2 separate regions of the Mus musculus genome follow, and region 1 is linked to region 2. Evidence: chromatin loops called from intact Hi-C (ENCODE). Cell type or tissue: heart. All regions are shown on one strand. Links, peaks and the distances in the headings refer to the core of each region. The heading gives the core; the rest is flanking DNA.

Region 1 (8,333 bases), core at 39-8,038, 240 kb before region 2:
CATTCATTTGACCCATATTGGTGGACTGCACACGACCTGGAGATGCTTTGCCCGCAGCTCTTCCTGTGTATTTTAATACCTGCCCATCCTATCTTAGGCTATCCTCCTGCTTCTGTCTTCCCATCCCCCTCATTCATTACTCAGCAAGTGGCCTTGCATCCCCTTCTACAGCAGTCACTCCACCCCAACCCTGACTTAGCTTAGCATTGCTGTCCTTCTGTCCCTACTGGTGCTATCATTGCTCCCGTGTAGGCTAGCCTTAAAATATAAGTTTGATGACATCATCCCGCACTTAATAATCTGTGATGTTCACAACAAACCCAACAGGCTCCCTAGCTGGACATAGAAGATGCTTTATAATGTGACCCTAATATTTCCATGTATTCCCCTTTTCCCATTAAACTCTCTTCTAGCTCTTCGACCTTCAACCCAACCACATTTCTTCCATTTCTCGATACAGTTGCATATTCTTTCCTTCAAGTCTCAATACAGGCTGGTCTCCAAATTCTGCCAGTTCTACACTTATGGAAATTTTAAGGTCTTGTGCAATCCCTTGATTCTTTCCCTAGTTTTCTGGCTAATAATAGATTTGTTTTTCTTTTCTAAAATCGCCATGTATTTTCTTACGATTCTTTAACAGCTCCATGTAACACAGCCTTTGGTTATCCATCATACTTTCTCTAAGTAACTTTGTAAGGTTCTCCTAGTCTCTGATTATCCCATACACTTCTCATACTGCCTTTCATATAGTAAACTAAGAGAATGTTTAAGTTAATCTACATAGTGTATAGAATAAAAATGTAGTTAATTTATCAATGTTTATTAAAACAAATACTTAGGAGGCCTAGAAACTAAGCTTTTTTTTTTTTCAGTTCACAGGATGTAGGAATATAGGTATCACTTTAATTAAAAATTAAAAATTCAGAACAGCACAAATGTAGCCTGTTCCTAAAACCAAAGAGTTGGGCCAGACCTCAGGGGCCACAGGGGTCATTTAATCCCTCCGTGTCAGCCCCACGGATGCATACGTGTGGAATGTAGAACAGTTAGTATTTATTTTATTGTTGGTTTGTTTTCTTTTGAGACCAGGTGTCATTTAGTAAAAGCTGGCCTTGAACTCATTACGTAGCCCAGGATGACCTTGAACTCCTGATCCTCCTGCCTCAACTTCACAAGTACTGGGATTACAGATGTATGCACAAACACACCCAACTTTCAGATATAACTCATTAAGAGCCCTTTCTATACCAGGTCCTTCTACAGTAGACCATGCTCACACAATCCTTCAGTGTACACAGCACCAATGCTGCCACCACTATGTGCACGCACGTGTACACACACACACACACACACACACACACACAAAATGAGAGAACTTCTCCCAAAGTCAAGTACCTCATTATAGAGAGGGCTTCCTGCTAGACACAGAACTGAAATTCAGGCTTTCTTTTCTACTGACTATTGTTACAAATGTAAGACCCACTACGTGAACAAACTTATGTCTCCAGATACCACTATGCTAACCAAGACAGAGCGCACATGAAAAGTTCCATGTCACTTTCATTAAAACTTAGAGACATTAAAATTGGTAGCATCATCACCATAAAACTGCGAAGGCCTATTCTTATTTGCCAGAAAAACTCCTTTCCTAGTTTTCACTTCTTAAGTATGTTATCCACTGAAAAGCCATTTGTCCAACCAGATTCAGCAAGTATTTGTTGAATCCCTCAGATGGGAGACATGGGAAGATACAAATCCAAGTGAGGTATGATTTTACTCCCTGTAAAGTGTTCACAAGCAAGAGGCAGACAATCTGTTAGTCGGAGGAGCAATTCCTCCCCACCTGTTGGTACTTGGACTAACGCTGGGGCTTCCACAACAACACAAACTCCAGATTCTAGGTTCTAGTCCCAGCTCTGAATCTTGAGCAAATCCCTTTACTACCTAAGTCATTTCAGAGACGGTTCTGAAAGGATGTAGCCTGCAACTTCAAGATCTCTTGTAGCTAGCTCTAAAATGCTGTGTTCTCTGAACTCGGTCTTGAAGTTACACTTCCAGAAATGACTAGTTGCGAGGATGAGGCAGGGCGGCCACTCCTATTCAGCAGTGGACCGTGGAAACACTGAGAGCTGACTGTACTGCTACGAAACTGAGGCTGAGTAACACGCTCTGCAGTTTATTCTTTATAATAACATACTTTATCAAGGTAGTCATCTGAGTATTAAGTACTACATCCAAACCGTCCTCCCATATTGACTTGTAGCTCTAATCCTTGTGATATTCAATCGAGTCAATTAAAGGATAATTTTAGACAACACCTTTTAGCTACTATTCTGTGTCCAAAATCAACAACACATTAGAGTTAGGGCCCCTGACAGAGAAAGAACGCTTTGAGTTTGTTTAAATTAATACTATATTATATTACTGTGACAGTTTTCACCACCACTAAGAATGAGTTTGGTTTACAGGTAGGAGGAAAGAGGAATGAAGAAACACCAGTGTTCCAAACGAACGGAAACATTCAGGCCTGGGACAACTTGACTACGCTGATTTCGCTTTAGCAGTTTTTCCATTTTTAAACTAGTAGCTCTATTTTTATTTACTCAGTAATAAACGTGGTGCCAAAGCTTCATATCCGTCTTCATAGTAAGCATCTTACAACAGGATGCTTAAAGGTCTGTCACTGTGTGCCCTTAACTGCACAGCGGAGGAAACGGATCGATCTCGAGAAAATCACACCGGTAAAGAGAAAGTGAGAACTGTACCCTACTGGCAACTTGCCCACCAAAGGCAAGGCATTGCAACTGTTGAAGATCGTCCTGCCAAGAATGAGGGAGAGAAATGTATTCATTCGGCATGTCAACAAACATAGGGTGCCCCGAATGTATATGAGGCTTCTGTTGACTCGAGTGTATACATGAACAAACAGGTAAAGTCTTCCACTTTCTCCTCTGTGAAATTTACATTCTTGTAGGGGGAGAGCAGACTTAAATAATGCTGCTACAAAGTATTTTTTTTTTAGCGATTAGGAGCTATTAAGAAAATAGGAGGGGTATGAAGTAGTTTAGGAGGACCAAGAACTAAGAAGTATGGTGATCAAGAGTATTTGTGGGGGCCTGACACTGGAGGTGAGCCCCAGATGACAAGAAAATTTGCTCTGTAGTCCTTCAAGTGTGGGGTGGGATGGGAACGTCAAGTTGGTGTTCAGGAATAATGACAGTAGGAAACATTCTGTATTCATGAATGAAAAACGAGATGGCCTTTTAAAACTTAAAAAAATAAAGCTAATCTTTATATCATCTACTTGAGGGACCAGTTGTTTAAGATCGACTCACTTTTAAGGATTCTGCTAATTACTTGGCAACTGCTGAAGTAGACACAATTACTCGAATTCCAACCATGCTGCAGACCTCCCTCACTTGACACCATTCAAATTCTGAATGGGACTGGACCGGGCCCTGCAGCGAATCAGCGCCTCCTCTGCTTCATTAACCCAGCCAGGTGGAATCTCATTACCCTTCCAGAAAACGAGAAGCAAGACTGGGGAAGGTGGGTTAGCCCTACACCCCGAAAGTTACTGTGGCAGGTTTAAATTAAAAAAAAAAAAAAAAAAAAAAAAAAAAAAAAAACCCGCCGCCCTCTCGCATGAACTCCCCCCGCCCCTCCGGGCGTCAGCCCTCGCAGAAGGGCGGCCCACAGCGAGTACGCGCGCGCGTGTGGAGCCCGCGTGAATCATCGGAGCGCGGTCCACCGGGGCGATGATTCATTCACCGCTCCGGAGCTCCCGGCCACACGTTCCCGGCGTACTATGACGGCCGCACACGCAGCTTCCTTAATATTAAACAAATGTTTCAAAGTACAGACGCCTGCAGCGAGAGACGCGGAGAGCCGGGCTAGGTGGCAGGGAGCGAGCGTCCCGGGGCAGGCAGGGGCGCGGAGAGCAAGGTTGGCTCCGACGCGACCCCCGAGGCGTGCGGTGGCGCACAGGTGGGTCCCCACCGTCCTCGCCGCCGCGCTCCCGATCGCCCCTCTGCTCTCCGTGGCATCTTATATAATAGCCCCAGCCGATCCAAACGGAAGCGGGGCGCGCGCTGCCAGGGCCGCCCGGCAGAGGTGCTCACTCCCGGAGCCCGAGGGGCTCCCCACGCAGCTTCCAGGAGAGGGGGGTAAAGGCCCCGAGCGCCCGCCCCGCGCGTCCCCTCGCAAAGGCGCTCGATCCTGGCCGGTCCCCTTCAGGAAGCCGCGAGCGTCACCAACTGCGTCAGCTTCTTCAAACACCGTGCCCTGTCTCTCTCCAGCCCGGGAGCCTTCGCCGCGGGGCCGGGGCCGCGAGCCGCGCTGGCAAGCGTGCCTCGGGGGAGGAGAAAGTTCCCGGGGACCCTCCCGTAGCCCGCCCGGCCCAGCCGCGCCGCCAGCACCCGTGCCCCGGCGTGGGCAACTTGGGACCCCCGGCTGCGCGCGACCCCTACTGCCTGCCGAGCTCTCACGGCGCCCGCGGGGATCACGCCCCGGGCCCAGCGGAAGATCGGCCACGCTTTAAAAAAGGGGGAAAAAAACTTCGCAAAGCCGGGAAGCCTCCGGGGTCCCCGAGCATCGCTCTTACCTAGCTCTCGGGAGGCCACGTTCCGGGCGGGCCGCACGGGGCGCGTGGTGCACGAGCGCGCGCGCGTGGGGCGGTAGGTGAGCAGCCCGCGCGGGCGGGGCGGAGCAGGACCCGGTGGCGAGGCGCGAGCCGCGCGGGCGGGGGGTCCGGGTGGCCCGGCCGCGGGAGGGCGGGGAAAAGGACGACGGCAGCGGAGCCCGCGGTGACCGTGACGGTGGCGGCGGAGGCGACGGCGATGGGCGCGGGGCGAGCGCGCCAAGGGGGCGGAGGAGTTGCCAGAGGGTTTGTTTACGCATTGCTGCCCGGCTCGGGGCACAGCCCGCACTCCCTGATTGGACACAAACTGGGGCACAGCCTCTCGCCGCCGCCCGCCAGGCCTTCTGGAGCAGCCGCCGCCGCTGCTGCGTAGCTCCTGGAGCGCCTGCGGGTCACAGCCCACCGCGGTGCCTGGGCTTGAAGGGGAACAGCAGGGGTGACCGGCAGGGTGGGCGTGGAGCGAAGCAGGCTCCTGGAGCTTGGAGCAGCCCACCTGTAGTGGTGCGACCTTGGCAAGGAGAAACTTGAAACTTCTCTGGCTTGGAAACTGCCTATGCTCCAGGGGTTGATTAGATACCCACCCTGCATCCCCTCCACCCCAACCCCACCAGGAAGCTTGCCTTGAGCAGATAGAAAAGCAGCTCAAATATTAATAAGTCTTTGGTCAAGTCGAGGCTTCTTGTCGAAGCTGATCCGTAGGAGCTCACAGTACTTCTCTGCCTCCCGCTTCCCTGCTTTTAATCTCCTTGCTTCCACATGACATTCAAAAAGTTGTCCCTCCCAGAAGTGACCTCTTCGCCCTGGTGCTGAGCATCTTCTGAGACTTCCCATGGTCTCGGCTTCCTTCACAGGCGAACTTGCACATCTTCAGCCTTCTTTCTACTGCCCAACTGTCACCTCAGAACCTGAGGCTAAATACCATGCCTCAATGCGTTGGCAGATTTTCATTGCCTGAATCCTGTTCTGTTCTCTGCCAGAGAGCACTGGGCTTCCCTCTACCTGTTCACGTGCTCCCGATCTCAGCTTCCTCCTACCACAGCAGTGTGTAGTCTTCTGGATTCCCTTACTGACATCAGTCTGATTTGGGGATCAGTCTCTATCCCCAAGATACCTTCCTCCCTCATTCTATTCAATGTCTTGAGGAAAGTGACCAAGTTTCAACAGGGCTCCAGCAGCCTGGGAGAAATGAAACTGAAAATTATCCTGTGTTGTCTGAGTGTCTGGGCCCAGGGAACTTTGAATCTTCGAAGAACTGAGAACACAGACTCCCCATCTTGTCGAAAGCAACCGCTTTTGACACCCAAGTGTGTCCTCCGTGTTTCCTGTCTCTGTATTCACTCCCTACATCTAACTGTGTGCCTCTGGACTCAAAATGGGTAATCAGCCCTAGGTGGTATGTGACTGAGCTCTGCTGCAAAGTGAATAAAGACAGTCATAAAGCAACAGGCACAAACTCAGTCATTTTACAGATGATTAGGGATACTAAGAGCCATCTAGTCCTGATAGCATAGGTGGATTCATCTGGGCTGATCAAACACTACTTCTGATCTGTCATGAGATGGACCCTGGTCCGTCGTGACTGCTGGAATGGCTGGATTTCTTTGTCTAGATATGCTGCATATAGTCCCATTGGGAAGACATCTGGACTCTGGAGAAGCATCCAATGAACTGTTTCTGTCTCAGATAGTTCACATAAGCTACAAATACATGGAAGGAACTTCAGTTGCAACTAAGGGAGGGTAAGGCCATCCTGAGATTAGCTGTCAATAAAAGCAACCCCTCCCCAAGGCTCCAGCTTGGGGGTGGGGGGAGGGCGAGCAGGGGCCAGTAGGAAGGAAGCACCCAGAGCAGTGGGGCAGATATCACAGAGTGGAGCTTCTCCTGGAGACCCCTTCAAAGCAAAGGGTCCTTCCTCCTCTCCTTCCTTTCTCAGCCTCCCAGTCAGCAGCACGTGGAAGAAGCATGAGAAGCCAGTGCACTTGTAACTACTGGCTAACGCATGGCACGACCGGTGTTAGGGAAAGGAGAATGCAGCCCAGAGCGTCGTGATAGGTGACAGATGTCCCAGGCTTGGGTGCAGCATCTGATTGCCTCTGGGACTCATCCTCCAGGTCGGTTTATTCAGTGTGAGTGAACACCCTGTTCAGTCGCCCACCCCCTCTCCGGCACCTTGTCCTCCCTTTGTATAGTGACTTCTTTCTCCTAGCCTTCTCCTTTCCTACATGGCATCCTTCCTTAGCTGTCCTTTCTCACCTTTCTGTTTGTGCTTCCTTCCTTCCTCTCTCCTTCGATTCTCCCTCTCTAGGTTCTGGTCACACCATCCCTGTGCCAGCTGCGGGCACTGGTATGAAGAGCCATGCCCACCTTTCCCGTTAAGGCCTTCAGATTTAGATGCCACTGTGCTGTGGCCCTTTCACACACAATGCTAGACAGCTATCTTATGTTATCTTCAGTCTTCAGCATACACTCATTGGTTGAGCACCGCTGGATAGAATTTAGTGGCTTGCCTATTGTCTGTCCTCAAAGGAGCCTCTGCTTATGCAGGTCACTTGACGACACCTGCTTACTCTTCGAGTTAGGTTTCCCTCCTCACTTTCTTATCCTATAATTTCTCATTATCAGAAACGCCTCCTCAAACCCCAAATCCCAACAGTCCAGGACGTCATTTTAAGTCCTCAACTGGAGGAGGTAGCATCTCATCACATTTGTGAAGGGGGAATAAGATTTGAAAGGCCCGAAATTGATCAAGGAGGAGCATTTTTGGTGGAACAGGAAATAATATGGTCCAACTTGGCTGAAACATGAAGGAAGGCTAACAAATTAGAGAATGTTCCATCATAGTCCCCCAAAAGAAACACTGTTCAGAAACCTACATTAAATCCTAAATACGTGTATAGTTCGGATTATTCGAACCATCGCGTTTTACAGCCACAGAGGAGTGCTAACACTGTCTAGCCCAAAAGGTTTTAAAATAAGAGATCCATGGCTGTAAGGTTCGGGTACTTGAACACCAAGGTGATTGAACATGGCCATTGAAGTCTACTCATATTCAGATACCGTCTCTGATAAATGTTGTGCCATGTGACCTTGAACTCACATACCGTTTCTTCTTCAACACATCAGGGAAAATAATATCATCTACTCCAGTGGCTTTTGTGGAAATTAGTATATATAAAAAACTTTATAGTCAGTTTTGACAACATAGACAGCCAGAGAGCAAGGAGCTTAAACAGCAAATATTTCTTCCTAACTTTTAAAGTTCAGAGTTCTATGAGAATATTCTTCTTTTCAGCTGTGCAAACAGACAACTCCATGCATCCTGGCAGTGGAAATGGGGTGGGTGAGATAGGATTCAACAGATATGGGTGCGTATCGTCATGCTTCCTTCCCATGCTAGAAGATACCAGAGCTGGAACGAGTCTCTCAAGCTTTTAAAGCCCTCATTGGGAATGTTTGATATGATATGGGCAGTTCTAGTGCATCGTATGCATTTGATGCCATCAGTGGGGACATGGCACGGCACTAGTTTGCTGTTTAAAGAAGGTCTCAGTCAGGCTTGGTGGCGTGCACACTTTTAATTCTAGCACTTGGAAGGGAGAGAGAGGCAGGTGGGTTGCTGTGAGTTCAAGAAAAGCCTGGTCTACACGGTGAGTTACGGTGCAGCTAGAGCTATGTAGTGAGACCTTGTCTCAAT
Region 2 (8,333 bases), core at 37-8,036:
GAGCACAGGTTGCTCTTCCAGAGAACCTGAATTCTATTCCTAGCAACCAGATGCTGTCTCACAAACATTTATAATGGGATCTGATGTTCTCTTCTGGTGTGCAGGCATAGCAGTTATATACATAAAATACATAAATAAATCTTTAAAAAAAGATCCCACATTGGATAATTCTAACCTGCCTTGGTCATTCCTGGCTGAAGAGACCCCAGAGCAGGTAGGAATATATACACTAACCTTTCCCCAAATAGCTCCCAACTACCCAGAACTGAAATTAATCATTATCAAATCTGGAGAATTCCAAATAGTCCTTTGCTCACAAGAATGTAAAATGTTGCCATTCCTTCTGGGAGTCACCTTGCACTTTCTGATTTTTTTTTTTAAAATAACTACCATTCATTTTCCACTTTGACTTATATGCATGAGTCTCAAAATAATTTCCTACATTATTTTAAGTCCCAATGTGCTAATTAAACCTCATCTTTATGCAGGAAATGTAAGCAATTTTCCCTCTTGGCTCCAATTCCCAGATAAATATCATCTACCATAGCTGCAAAAGATAAGGGCTCGCTCCTTCCTTTCTCCCTCCCTCCCTCCCTCCCTCCTTCCCTCCCTCCTTCCCTCCCTCCCTCCCTCCCTCCCTTCCTCCCTCTCTTCCTTCCTTCCTTCCTTCCTTCCTTCCTTCCTTCCTTCCTTCTTCCCTTCCTCCCTCCCTTCCTTCTTCCTTCCTTTCTTTTTAATTTAATTTTATTTGCAATTCATTTTTTTACACCCCATATTCCATTCTCCACCCCTCCCCATCCACCCTCCGACTTCTCCACATCCCACACCTCCTCCCTACCCCACCGCATCTCCACATGGATGCCCCTACCCCCACCCCACCTGACCTCTAAACTCCCTGGGGCCTCCAGTCTCTTGAGGGTTAGGTGCATCATCTCTGAATGAACACAGTCCTGGAAGTCCTCTACTGTATGTGTGTTGGGGTCCTCTTATCAGGTGCTGTATGCTGTCTGTTTGGTGGTCCAGTGTTAGAAAGATCTCAAGGGTTCAGATTAATTGAGACTGTTGGTCCTCCTGGAGGATCACCCTTCTCTTCAGCTTCTTTCAGTCTTCCCTAATTCAACAACAGGGGTCAGCTGCTTCTGTCCATTGGTTGGGTACAAATAACTGCATCTGACTCTTTCAGCTGCTTGTTGGGTCTTTCAGAGGGCAGTTATGATAGATCCCTTTTTGTGAGCATTCCATAGCCTCAGTAATAGTGTCAGGCCTTGGGACCTCCCCTTGAGCTGGATCCCACTTTGTGCCTGTCACTGGACCTTCTTTTCCTCAGGCTCCTCTCCATTCCACCCCTGTAATTCTTTCAGACAGAAAAACTTATGGGTCAGAGATGTGACTGTGGGATGGCAACTCCATCTCTCACTTGATGTCCTGTCTTCCTGCTGGAGGTGGGCTCTATAAGTTCCCTCTCCCTACTATTGGGCATTTCATCTAAGGTCCCTCCCTATGAGTCCTGGGAGTCTCTCCCCTCCCAGGTCTCTGGTGCATTCTGGAGGGGAGGGGTGTCTGGAGACATTTTTGAACCTCACCATGACTTGAGGTGTTACGTTATTGTAGGGACCAGGGAATTTTTTTTTTTTTTTTTGACAGCACCACTGATAGTTCTGTGGATGGTAGATGGGAAAGCCAATAAAAGTATCATGAAAAAACAGGGACAGGATAGTTTGAATAAACGGTATGTAGATCACTCATATAAAACCCATATACTCTGATAATATACCTCATTAGCATAGGTGCAGAGAGTGCAAACTGACAGTCACCCGGAAGTCAAATTTCCCTTTCTTCTGTGTAGGCTGGGAAGACCCCCATGGATCTGGTGTTGCACTGGCAGAGTGGAACCAAAGCAATATTCGACAGCCTCAAGGAGAATGCCTACAAGAACTCTCGCATAGCTACATTCTGAGAAAAGAGACTCAACAGGAGCTGTTCGCAGGCATTTTTAAAGCATTTCCCAACAGAAGAGCAACTAGCAATAAAATCCAGCTTTTGTTTGCCAGCCAAATAGGGAGAGATGCTCAAAGAAGCTTCAAGAAAGCACTGGGTTGTAGGTGTTAAAATATCCTCTAGTGATGTTCACCACTTTTATTTATTCCTACCTATTTATTTATTTCATAGCACCAGTATTCAGGCTTTCATGAACATCATTTTGGGGGAGCAAGACTTCATCTGTATGTACATTCAGAGTCTTCCCATAGCTCTTAAACCGTGTGGGTGAATGGTGTCTAATTGCACCCCTTTGTGTTCTCACTTGCATAAAGCTATTCAAGGTACTTTTTAAAAGGCAAGGGTTGATCCCCGCAGCCCTTCTCTGAATTCTCACTGCTGATATCTGAATGAAGCAACAGAAGGCACGCAGTAACGCAGACGGGAACGGAAGCAGTTCCGCAGGACTGGCGCGGAGGCTCGCCACCCACCCACAGATTTGGTTCGGTTTGGTTGTTTACCAGATCACATGATGTCGATGTCCCAAGGTGAAGGCAACGTCAGGAGTGCCGCATGTAGGGAGATGGAGGGAGTAGGCAATGGGGCCAAGGAAAACTGAGTTCGATGAAAGAAGAAATCAAAAGGACACGCGCTGTAAATGTATAAATGTATATTGTGTTGTATGTATATTTTATATTTATAATAAATGCAAACTAATTCTCGGCCGTGTTCTAAGGTTTTTTTGTTTTTTGTTTTTGTCAGATCAGTGGTAGGGATTTCTCATGTAAAAGGGGCCATCTAGGGAGGGGCTCATTTGTCAGTGTTTTCTTGCTTTTTCAGATTAGAAATCTCGGGGGATGGAAAGATGACTCAGTGATTAGGAGCACCAAGGGTCCGAATTCAGTTCCCAGGAGCACAGGAGGACTCGCAGCAATTTGTAAAGAGGGTGGCAGACCTGATGCTCTCTTCTGACTTCATAGGTACCAGGCATGCGTGTGGTGCACATACATGTGTGCAGCAAAAACACTCATGCACATCAGAGTAAAACAACTCTAAAAAAAATTAATAAAAAATTAATAAGAAATGGAGGAGGAAGAGGAAGAGGAGGACCAGGAGGAGGAGGAGGGTGGGAAGAAATACCTTGTAGAAACCAGTCTTGGTACTTATGGAGTGATAGATTACCCAGGGATCTTGATAAACTGAAGAATTGCCCTCAACTGGTGTCAGGTGTGTGTGGGGGGGACTAGTGAATCTGCATTTCTGACCAGCTCCTGCCACTGAATTATGATACAACCCCCCAAAACAAACAAACAAACAAACAAAAACCAGTTGTTGTTTTGCTCCAATAATGTGGAAAAAGAGACCCCTGGTGGGAAGAATGATTACTGCAGGTTAAAGAAGCAATTCTTAAGTTTTCATCTGGGCTTCTTGACTCGCTAATTAGGGGCCTATCAATCACTGTATTGTGGACAGGCGCTGACAGGATCAAAGGCTCCCCTCCTGCCCCCCCTGAGAGAACATTCTGGGTCAATGGCTTTTGACCTCCAGCAGGAAAAGGTTTGTTGCCAAATGTTGAGCGGAGGTGAGAAAAAGATTGTCTCTGAGCTCCTGGAGCAGACAAGTATAAAGAAATAAGTAGGAAATAAACATACAAGCCCAGTGAAGGGAACGGTGGAATGCTCTCTTTGAGCGTCTAAGATGTGGAGGTCTATAAATGATGGAGATGGGGCAGTTATGATTTTTTCTTTTTGGAGGTGGTAAGATTGAGGGACAGTCCGAAACAAAAACAAAAACAAAAACAAAAACACCAAAAAACCCCAAGAAACCAAAAAACCAAAAAAAACCAAAAAACCAAAAAGAACAAGGGTTATTCCAGCCTACATTTCTGTAGGCAGCAGCAGAGCTTCGACAAGCTCAAGGGTGTGGGGAATGTTTGGAACTTGGCACACAGTCTGTGGAAGACACAGGTCAAACTCCAGCCCTGTGCTCTCCTGAAACTCACACCAAGTAGGACTGTGTTCACGAACCTCCTTTTTATACGTGCCTCCATCACTGTGGGAGAGTACAGGCACGGTCTGTAGCCAAGACATTGTTCAACCACACAGTAACAGACACACGTGGGTTGGGCTGACGGCCAGAAATGTTTTTTTTGGGGGGGGGGCCCTTTCTTTCTGTCCCCCTCTCATATGAAGAACCGAATGGCAGATTCATTCTATCAGTTCTTTCTCTCTCTGTCATCCCTCCCTGGCCACCTGGACAGAGGTCTAAGTCAGCGGTTCTCAATCTTCCTAGTGCTGCGACCCTTCAATACAGTTCCTCACGCTGTGGTGACTGCCAACCATAAAATTATTTCATTGCTACTTCATAACTGTAATTTTGCTGTTATGAATCATAAAGTAAACCTCTGTATTTTCCTATAGTGCAGTCGACCTCTGAGAAAGAGTTATTCCACCCCAAGGAGTCATGACCCACAGGTTGAGATCTGCGGTTGCACATTTAAGGTCTGGGCATCCAGTAAATGTTTCCAATACAGACTGTTTCTCTTGCTCATGTCCATATCTGCCTGGTATAACGTGGACATAATAGTATCTGACCAAAGTGTCTTATTTGAGCCTCTTTGCCCCAAAGAGCTTGGGGGTTAAAAGGAGAAAAGACTTAAAAATAAGCTTTGCACTGTCACGTTTAAACCTTTGTACTAATAAAGAAGTAGAGGGCACAGGAGACCTGTAGAATGATAGCAGGTAGACAGACTGGCTCTGACTATGGCTCTATCTTTGTGAGTGGAAAAGAGAAATATCTAAGGGGAAAATTCCATTTCTTCCACACCGATAGGTCTCAGAAGCCCCTGTCTCCCCCTGAACCAACTCGTTGCTTATTGTAAGGAACGCGGGACCAGGGAGGCAAAGCTACCCACCGGTGCACCAGCTTCCGAGCCGCAGCCATGTAACCATGGAAACCATTCCATTTTGTGTGTGTGTAGGGGGGGGGGGTCGTGAATGAGATAAGGTAAGGGAGGTAATGTGTAAACGCCTTAGTTATGATTGGCTGAAATTTGTTAAAAAAATCCCTGGTCTGGTGGCGACTCACTCAATCCAATGGAGACGTCGTGCTGAGAGATGAATGCAAGTGGACGCCCAGTGCCAAAGGAGAACTCGCCCGCATCGGGTGGGTCCAGCTCAAGTGGGAACCCGAAAAGCAGCAAGAGACATCGCGAGCTTACCTGACGCTCGCTGCCATCCAGCCAGGCTACGACATCAGCCAGATCGGTGGTTAGTGAAGTGTGTGTGTGTGTGTGTGTGTGTGTGTGTGCGTGCGCGTGTGCATACTTATGAATAAATAAACTGTTTTAACCTTTCCTTTGAGTTCCAGGATTTCCTTTTTGCCTCTGTCATTAATCCCGATTCACGACAGTTTCGCAACACTTATGGTCTTTTTTTTTTTTCTTGTGTTCTCTTTGTCACAGAAGGACATATTTTACAATGGAGAGTTCTGGAAGTTATTCTTGACTTTATTTCCACTCAGAGCTTTTGATCGTGACCAAGTTTTATCAAACACGCTGACTTCTAGTCCGCTCTGTAATCTGTGCCCTCCAACCTAGGCAAAGCCTGAAACATCAGGATTACTCAAACATCCTTCTTTGAAAAACAAAAAAAAACATGTCTATCTGTGTGTGTGTGTGTGTGTGTGTGTGTGTGAGAGAGAGAGAGAGAGAGAGAGAGAGAGAGAGAGAGAGAGAGAGAGAGAGAGAGAAACCATGTGTATTCAGAAGCCCAGAGGCCAGAAGAAGGTGTAGGAGCCCCTAGAACTATAGTTACAAGTGGTTTGAGCCACCCAGCCTGGGTGCTGGGAACTGAACTCAGGTCTTCTGGAGGTGACGCAAGTGCTCTTAAGTTCTGAGACCCTCTCCAGTCCCACTTCTCTGTTTTTAGTTGTGGCCAGAAGTTTCCTAAAATGCAAATCTGACCCAGCCAGTCTCTTTCAAATCCTTCAATGTCGTCGTCGTCCCATTTCTCTCGGGATCACATGCAAACCCCTTGTCTTAAGATATCTTTAAGCTTTGGCTGCTGCTATTCTTTTTCAGTTCTGGGGATTAAAGGCAAAGCCTCTAGGACACAGGCGAGTGCCCAAACCTGATCGGTACAGCACCCCGCAGCCCCACAGTGCTCCCATGCCCTGTTCTGTTCTCTATTGTTGCTTTCTTGTATCAGGATCTCCCTAAATTGACCTGGATGGCTTTGAACTCTTTCTGAGTTTAGGCAATCCTTGAATTTGTGGCTTTCTTACCTTGGTCTCCTGAATAGCTGGACTCTAGGGCTGTGCCTCCAGACGTGGATCAGGAATCCATCTTCTTCCAACACTGGTTGGTTACATGTGTGCGTGTAAGTGCCACAGCACAAGTCAGAGGGGCATTTGTGATAGTCAGTGCTCTGCTTCCAACCATCTTTTTAAAAACCTGCTTCTTTCATCTGCTTTCTTTGGGCCTTTGGCTGCTGCACCTGGTCACCTCCTCTCCCCTCTCTCTTCTCCTCCCTCCTCTCCTCACACGGCTCAGGGCCAGGTCCACTCTGGACTCTCCCAGAGTCCCTGCCTCTGACTATGCTCTCCCACATATTTATAATAAACTTTCTCTTTCACCAACCTGAGAATAATCATGTTCTTTCCTTTTAATTTTCCTTTATTAACAACTTACTTCAGATGTCTTAATTAACCCTACTATTTTGTTTCAATGTGCATGGATCATTTAACTAATTTTTGTTGAGTGTTTAAGTTAATCTTCCCATCATCTTACACACTGTAGGAGTGAATATCCATATAGGTGCACTCTTTCTACCCAGCCAGTTCTTTTTATTCTTTTTCCTAAAACAGGGAGGATCTCACTGTGTAGCCAAGGCTGGCCATAAACTCAAAGATCCTCCCAAGGGGCGAGATTATAGTGTGAGTGACTATAATCTCAGCCCTTGTCTAGCTCTAACTTTACTTACTTTTGAAGAATACCTTGTAGAAGTATTTATAAGGTTAACATCAAATTATGGCCACTTTCAAAATAGTCTACAGCCTTTCCCAATTGTGAAAACACTAACTTTGTGTCCGTTTTAAACTTTCCCAACCTAACCAGCAAGCATATCACCGATGACTAGTAAAGTGTGACATTTTCATATCTGTTGAGTGCTTTTTGATCCTTATTTGCTCGATTGTTTTAGAAGTGAAGTTGGTCCCTCTTGCAATGAGGATCTTATACAAATGTTTTATTTACTGAGGGCTCTGCAGAAGGGGAAATGAGGCAGGATGACAGAGGGAAGGTTGTGGTCTCAGGAGAGAGCTATCCTCAGCTAAGCCCTTGAAATGTTCAGGCTCTAGCCCCAGGCTAACCTCATAGTGTAGTTAAGACTGCCCAGGCATCATAGGGGTAAAGTTAATGCTCTGGGGGAAGGGTATTTCTTAGTACCCAACTCAGACATCTGGAGCATAGGTCTGCAATGCTGGGGAAGGGATCTGAACTAGCACTATTTGTCATGGTATTGTGTTTGAGACATGATCTGACTATGTAGCCTAAACTGGTCGTGAACTTTGTGTATTGCCCTGCTTTGCCTCAAAGTCATGATTGGCCTTCCCAAGCTTCTTGAATGCTGGGATTACCATTGCAATGGTGGGGTGCTGCATGCCTTTTGAAAACAATTCAGGTACAGTGATTCCAGTCTCGCTCAACGATAACTTGAAGGCAACTTTCCTAGATTGTATTGTTTCCAGAATATTCTATTTTTTGTTGTTTTTCAAGACAGGGTTTCTCTGTGTAGCCCTGGCTGTCCTGGAACTCACTTTGTAGACCAGGCTGGCCTCGAACTCAGAAATCCGCCTACCTCTGCCTCCCGAGTGCTGGGATTAAAGGCGTGCGCCACCATGCCTGGCTCAGAATATTCTAATTTCATAATACTAGAGACTGAACCTACAATTCAGTGAGTCACATTTCTAACTTCTAACATAGTTTTATAGAAATCAATTGACATTTTCCAGTTTCAATAATCATACTTGAGTCTATTTCAATCTAACATCTTTTTAAAATCTACATTTTGTCTTTTCACTTGTTTTTTGTTTTAGAGATGGGTCTTCTGTAGCCCAGGCTGGTCTTAAACTTGCTATGTACCCGAGAATGTTGGTGAACCACTGATTGTCTTGTTCTCACATCCCAAGTTCTAGGTAGAGATACAGGTTCACATCACCTCCTGGCTTATTGTTTTTCTGTGCTATTTTACAAATTCAGCTTAAATTTAAATCTTTGAACCACCTGAATTTACTGTGGTTGTATATTGGTGTGATAGAGATCTTAGTTTTTTCTTTTCTCCAAAAGGATAAGAGTA

Evidence for each region. A loop is a pair of places that touch in the nucleus more often than their neighbours do. Peaks named below come from ENCODE experiments on the same cell type or tissue, not always from the same donor. Only the 100,000 strongest peaks of a DNase experiment are listed, where the experiment ranks them.
Region 1: it touches region 2 in a loop (6-fold over the local background); 7 of 42 quality-filtered maps call a loop at or near these places.

What each region holds. Positions count from the first base shown.
Region 1 is chr19:36,344,840-36,353,172 of GRCm38, reverse strand. It overlaps a transcript of Pcgf5 not described here. Among named protein-coding and RNA genes, the nearest start is that of Pcgf5, 61 kb to the left of the region's middle. In heart, for the core only: a CTCF peak has its summit at 4,132; DNase peaks (open chromatin) are centred at 3,732, 4,212 and 4,812; H3K4me3 peaks cover 2,404 bases; H3K27ac peaks cover 1,940 bases; H3K27me3 peaks cover 496 bases.
Region 2 is chr19:36,106,331-36,114,663 of GRCm38, reverse strand. It overlaps Ankrd1 (ankyrin repeat domain 1 (cardiac muscle)), which reads left to right. Exons shown (of 9, transcript NM_013468.3): 9 at 1,847-2,699. The coding sequence ends at 1,957. Among named protein-coding and RNA genes, the nearest start is that of Ankrd1, 9.3 kb to the left of the region's middle. In heart, for the core only: a CTCF peak has its summit at 3,351; no DNase peak of the experiment used is centred there.